Linked DNA regions of Homo sapiens: region 1 is linked to region 2. A link is a loop called in an ENCODE intact Hi-C map of the cell type or tissue named here. Cell type or tissue: mammary epithelial cell. All regions are shown on one strand. Each heading gives the region's core, and the rest is flanking DNA. Links, peaks and the distances in the headings are about the cores only.

Evidence for each region. Peaks named below come from ENCODE experiments on the same cell type or tissue, not always from the same donor. Only the 100,000 strongest peaks of a DNase experiment are listed, where the experiment ranks them.
Region 1: it touches region 2 in a loop (5-fold over the local background); 1 of 110 quality-filtered maps calls a loop at or near these places.

What each region holds. Positions count from the first base shown.
Region 1 is chr9:85,211,430-85,214,357 of GRCh38, reverse strand. No RefSeq gene overlaps it. Among named protein-coding and RNA genes, the nearest start is that of AGTPBP1, 530 kb to the left of the region's middle. In mammary epithelial cell, for the core only: no CTCF peak of the experiment used is centred there; DNase peaks (open chromatin) are centred at 1,237 and 1,937; H3K27ac peaks cover 2,337 bases.
Region 2 is chr9:85,113,642-85,116,569 of GRCh38, reverse strand. All of the region lies in intron 1 of LOC107987088 (a long non-coding RNA gene), which reads left to right. Among named protein-coding and RNA genes, the nearest start is that of NTRK2, 450 kb to the right of the region's middle. In mammary epithelial cell, for the core only: no CTCF peak of the experiment used is centred there; DNase peaks (open chromatin) are centred at 889 and 1,599; H3K27ac peaks cover 641 bases.

The sequences.
Region 1 (2,928 bases), core at 299-2,798, 98 kb before region 2:
TTCTTGTGCTACAGCTGGAATTAGCATATGCATCAAAATGCCAATCTTTTTTAGAAAGCCTGTAAGCTTCTATTAGCATATGCATCAAAATGCCAATCTTAGGACATGTCCCCCTTTCCCCTGGTAAAACACTTCAGTGGCTCCCTATCACTTTAAAATTCAGCAACAAGTCCTTTTAACAACAGTATACCTCCCCCTGCTCTGGCTTCCTCTCACCCCCACTGCTCCTTTCTCCCTGATCCGCAGCCAGGCTGCTTTCTTTCAGGCCCTTGCACCAACCCTGTTCCCTCTTGTCCTGTGCACATGCTCTTGTCTCTGCCTGTAACCTCTTTCCTCATCTTTGCTCCAATCCTGTGTACCCTTTAGGTTCCAGGTCGATCACCATGTCCTCACTGCAGCTTTTTGACCCCTAGACCAGGTCATTCCTCCCTGCCCATTACATGGTCTTACTCACCTGCCCCTCCTTCACAGCACTTCACTTAATTGTGATTTTATAAGTATTTCTGTGATGACTTAATTCATATTCATCTCTACCACTAGGCTATAATTGCCATGAGTCAAGGGCCATCTGTCTATCCATCATCTATCAATCATCTATCTATCCATCTTCTATCTTTAAAATATATGTATTCAAATTCAGAAATACACATTCAAAAATATATATTCAAAATTATACATCAGTTTTTTTTTAACAGAGATCCTAGCACAAGTAGTAGCTTGATACATATTTGGGAAATTGATAATTTTTAATTTTCTACCTGGTTTACAAAGTTTTCCCAGAATGAACAACTCCACTGTGTCAAAGCAGGAAGCAAACTGCTTCTCTCCCATCTGCTATTTTCTAAGAATTTTTAGTGTAAAACCTAAGACCATTAGTTGGTTTTACTTCAACTTTCTTTTGTCTATATTTTCTCTGCGGTCTTTCTTTGTATTCTCTCCTTTTTTTCTCATTCATGCCTTCTAAATTATGTTAAAATCTCATAAAAGGTGTGCCTTTGGTCTTATTGCTCTCTTTTTGTAGTGTGTATCACTGCAGCCTGAGCAGAAAGGTGCTGTTAAGTGATTAAAAAAAAATTTATGATGGGAATGACAAAAGCATTGTTCCACCAATGTGTTCCACTCTCAATAACTTTACCTCCTCCTGGATACTGAGACAGTATCAGTGGACGTATAATTTCTCTATCATGAGATCAGACTCCAACCATTCCCACCCAATAGCTTCCTTCATATGCCATAGTGTGTGTGTGTGTGTGTGTGTGTGGGCGTTACCAGAGTAGCTTGATTGTGGTAATGACTCATAGGGAGAGTCATTCAGCTTCTCATATCTGAAAAATGATCAATGACTTAATTAACACATTGCTCCTCCAAGTCCCCAGGGGTAAATGTATGCATATGGACAAAATAAACTAATCCATGAAGTCAATGATCATTTCAGTAGATTCATATGGAATTTCACATAATAAGTTGAAAATATGCAATGGCTTATAAACAATGTTCTCTAATGAAACTTTACATTTAAGTTAGCAGGATGAAAAATAAAGTAACATTTGTTTGTTCAGCTGAATCTTTGAGGCAGTTTGGTAGCACCATGAGCACTAGTCCCTGAGTTAGATCTGGGCTTAATTTTTGGTTCCTTGTTTTCTATGCAGTTGATCTTAGGCGAGGGATCTACCTGGACCTCATTTTCCTCTTCAATAAAATTAGAAGCACAATGCCTCTCACACAGGAATGTTTTTATAAAACACAGAACACCGTATTGTTAATGGTGTTATTGCTAAAAAGCAGTCTGAAGGTCGTTTGTCAAAATGTTATAGCCTCCAAGTGTGAGGATGATCTCGGGAATAAAGCGGTCTCAGGAATTTGCCTTTCCTTTAGTAAGATCCAGTAATAATCATGAGGAGTGGCAAAGTGGGTGCATGACTCATTCATTCAGACACATCCAGGAAAGAACCAAATCAGCAAACCAGCCTGTGTGTCTGAGTGCATGTGTGTGCATGTAGGTGTGTGTGTGAGTCTGTGTGTGAATCTATGTGTGAAGACTGCTGATTCCTTCACTTCAATCACTGTCACAAAGTAGGTGTCATAAAAATGAACCCAAATGCTCTCCTAGTTCAGGAAGAAATAAAGGCAGGCAGCTAAAATGAGTCCACAAAAAAGCAGTAATATTGCAGTTAAGTGTTGGAATGAGCAAGACTTCTGCAATTGATTCCCAGTTAGAAAATGAAGACATTCTCTTCTTTCCCTAAATGTGAAAAGATAATTTTCAAAAATCTAAAATCAGGACTCATTCAAATATAGAATGAACAAATATCAAAATGTATTAATTCATTACTAAGGGAACAAGTAAGTTGATAAAACTGCAAGGAACGTTTAAGAAACTGGGGTTTTCACAGATCTTTAGGGAGGGCACACTGAAATCTGGATACTATCCTACAGGGCCATGCAACTATAACCTTTGAGGGCATTTTTTTTTCTACTGAATACAAGTAATTTGCATTTTCACCAGACTAAAATCTACAATTTAGCATATAACATCACAGTGTCTGGGCTCTAATCAATAGTAAACAGAAATGTCAACAGAGGCACATTCTCGTAGAGATTTAACCCCTCCTGGGCCAGTTGAACAATGCTTCAGTGTTTCAGAATGGCATTAAAGAGTTTGTAGCCATCCTCTTAGCTCTGTTTCCAAGTTTGGATACATTTTCTTAACACAAATGGTTGCTTAAATCTAATTTTCTGATTTTTCCAATGTAGGGGAACACATCCAGCAACCTGATAATCCTCTCGTATGCTGGCTCTGAGCAGGAGTTCAGGACTGCATGAGCAACACGGCTGATGTTGAAGCCTTTGGTGGTGTGGCTGGCAGTCATTCTGCCCTGAGCAATGCAGATACTAGAGGGTATCAGGTTGAGCCTTCATTTTAAAGCT
Region 2 (2,928 bases), core at 320-2,819:
TTTTATTATTTTTAATTGATACATAATAATTATGCATGTTTATGGGGTACAGTATGATATTTCGATACATGTATACAATGTGTAATGATCAAATCAGAGTAATTTTCATATTCATATCTCAAACATTTCTCATTTCTTTGTGATGTGAACATGCACAAGCTGTTCTTCTAGCTATCTGAAAATATACAATAAATTGTTGTTAATTATAGTCATCCTACAGTGCTATAGAACACTAGAACTCTGGAACAGAATAGAGAACCCAGAAATAAATCCACGTATTTAAAGCCAACTGATTTTTAACAAAGACGCCAAGAACATTCATTGGGGAAAGGAAAGTCTTTGCAATAAATGGTGCTGGAAAAACTGGGTATTCATATGCAGAAGAATGAAACTAGATTGCTATCTCTCACCGTGTACAAAAATCAACTCAAAATGGATTAAAGACTTAAATGTAAGACTCAAACTATGAAACTATCAGAAGAAGACACTGGAGAAATGCTTCAAGACATTGATCTGGGCAAAGATTTCATGGAGAAGACCTCAAAAACACAGGCAACTTATGCAAAAATAGACAAATGGGGCTATAAAAAGCCAAAAATCTTCTGCACAGCAAACAAAACAATCAACAGAGTGAAGAGGCAACCAGCAAAATGAGATAAAATATTTGTAAATTGTTCATCTGACAAGGAATTCATGTCCAGAATATACAAGAAATTCAAACAAAACAAATAATAATCCAACTAAAATGTGGGCAAAGAATCTGAAAAGCATCTCTCAAAAGAAGACATAGAAATGTCCAACAGGTATGTGAAAAAAAATGCTCAGTATTATTAATCATCAGGCTGATGCAAATCAAAACCACATTGCAATGTCAACTCACCCCAGCTCGAATGGCTATTACCAAAAAGACAAAACATAGCAAGTACAGGACAGGACGTGGAGTAAGGGGAACTCCTATATACTGTTGTTGGAGTGTAAACTAGTACAGCCATTATGGAAAACAGTATGGAGGTTTCTCAAAGAACTAAAAATAGAACTACTATGTGATCCAACAATCCTCTCCCTGGGCATATATCTAAAAGAAAGGAAATTGATATATTATAGGGATATCTGCACTTCTGAGTTTATTTGCAGCACTATTCACAATAGCCAAGATATGGAATCAACATAAATGTCCAACAACAGATGAATGGATAAAATGTGGTGCACATATACATACACATATATACACACACCATGGAATATATACACTATGGAATACTATTCAGCCATTAAAAAAAAGGAATCCTCTTATGTGCAGGAACATGGATAAGTTTGGAGGACTACGTTAAGTGAAATAGGCCAGGTGCACAAAGACAAATACTCATAATCTCACCTACATGTGGAAGCTAAAAAAGTTGATCTCATAGAAGTAGAGTGCAGGGTAGTGATTACGAGAGGCTGGGAAAGGTGAAGGTGGGAGAGAGGATAGCTGGAAGTTGGCTAACAGCCAGTGCTACTTTAAGTGAGATCTGTGAATCAGCTGTCAGTCCTCACAGTGGTGGTTACTGTTAACGAGACAAAGAACTTGCAAGGGAATGTAAATCTATTATTACATCACTAAATACACATTTTGACTCAGCTGAAATTCACAACAAAACTTTCTTGATGAAGTAAGTAGCGTGTTGATTCACATTCTGGTGCAAGCTTCTTACCCCAGTTGAACTGACAGTTTGGATAACACTAGTGTAGTCCATAGTAGAAGGAAAGCTGCTGAGTTGACTCCTGAAGAAGCCACTGGCTAGTTTTAGTTGCCAGCAATAGCGACACAATTAGCGTAGGTCAAGAGGAGTTTATTTCAGGCATACCAACATGGGACCTCACGGAAACCCAAGAGGAGGAGCCATCATAGATTTAAGCCTCAGAAGCTAGATCCAGAGGCCAGGTCAAGATCCAAAGGACCCTAGCAAAGGCAGCAGCAAAAATGTGTGGACTTGCATGATGTGAAGTTTTCCCCTAATTTGGTCTTCAGGTCTCCTTTTGAGAGTGGCCATCATCCAAGATAGCCACTCTCTAGGAGAACCCTGACCAGGACAGAAGTTGGGTTCAGGTGTGTTGGTCAGGTGAGACAGAGGAGGCAGCACAGCGAAACACATGGAGAAACAGAAGCAGGGTTGTTTTTTTTTTTTTTAATTACTTATGGATTCCAGACATAAGAGGGCTGCACACCTTACAGGGCCAAGGGCAGGGAAGAGCTGGGCAGGATAGGCACACTCAATCAGGCAGGTGGGGAGTGAGAGAGAGAGAGAGACTGAGGGACCTGAGAGCGAACGCCTTTACTGGGGTCCCAGGCATGACTCAAGCAGGTTTCCCATGGGGAGTTCTAAGGAGTTCTTGTCGGTGGGATTGAAGGAAGCAGGCAGAAGCTCCAGGGAGACATGCTGTGACTGAGAGGGGGTCACTGTGAAATATCTATGCAGTCCATGGGAAATATGGGGGTCAGTGGGGTGTCAAGTAGGTTGTATCTAGTTGTCCCATACAAGGGTGGTCACCAGAAGGTGGTTACATAAAGCAGGTGTCTGACCACCTTGAGGAACTGGGAGGAGGTGGAGAATTGGAGACTGTGTCAAGGGTGACTGAGCCATGCTTCTAGTATGAGAAAGTCCAACTTAGAATGAATCCTGAGGCAACATAAAATTATAAGAATTCACTACACATACTTAATATGGTTCAATTAACATGATTTTGAGGCATTTCACTTTTTTACTTTTTCTGACAGTTTCTGCTCTCCCCTGACTCTGGATCTTATAGTGCCCAGCACTTAATGAATTGAATCTGAAGACAATATTTGAGGTCATCTTTTTTCTTAATGACTTGCATCAGAAGGTAAAGGGAATTTGGAGTCATTAAACCTCTGCAGAGGTATTTTGGGAAATACAAGGGCTTAGG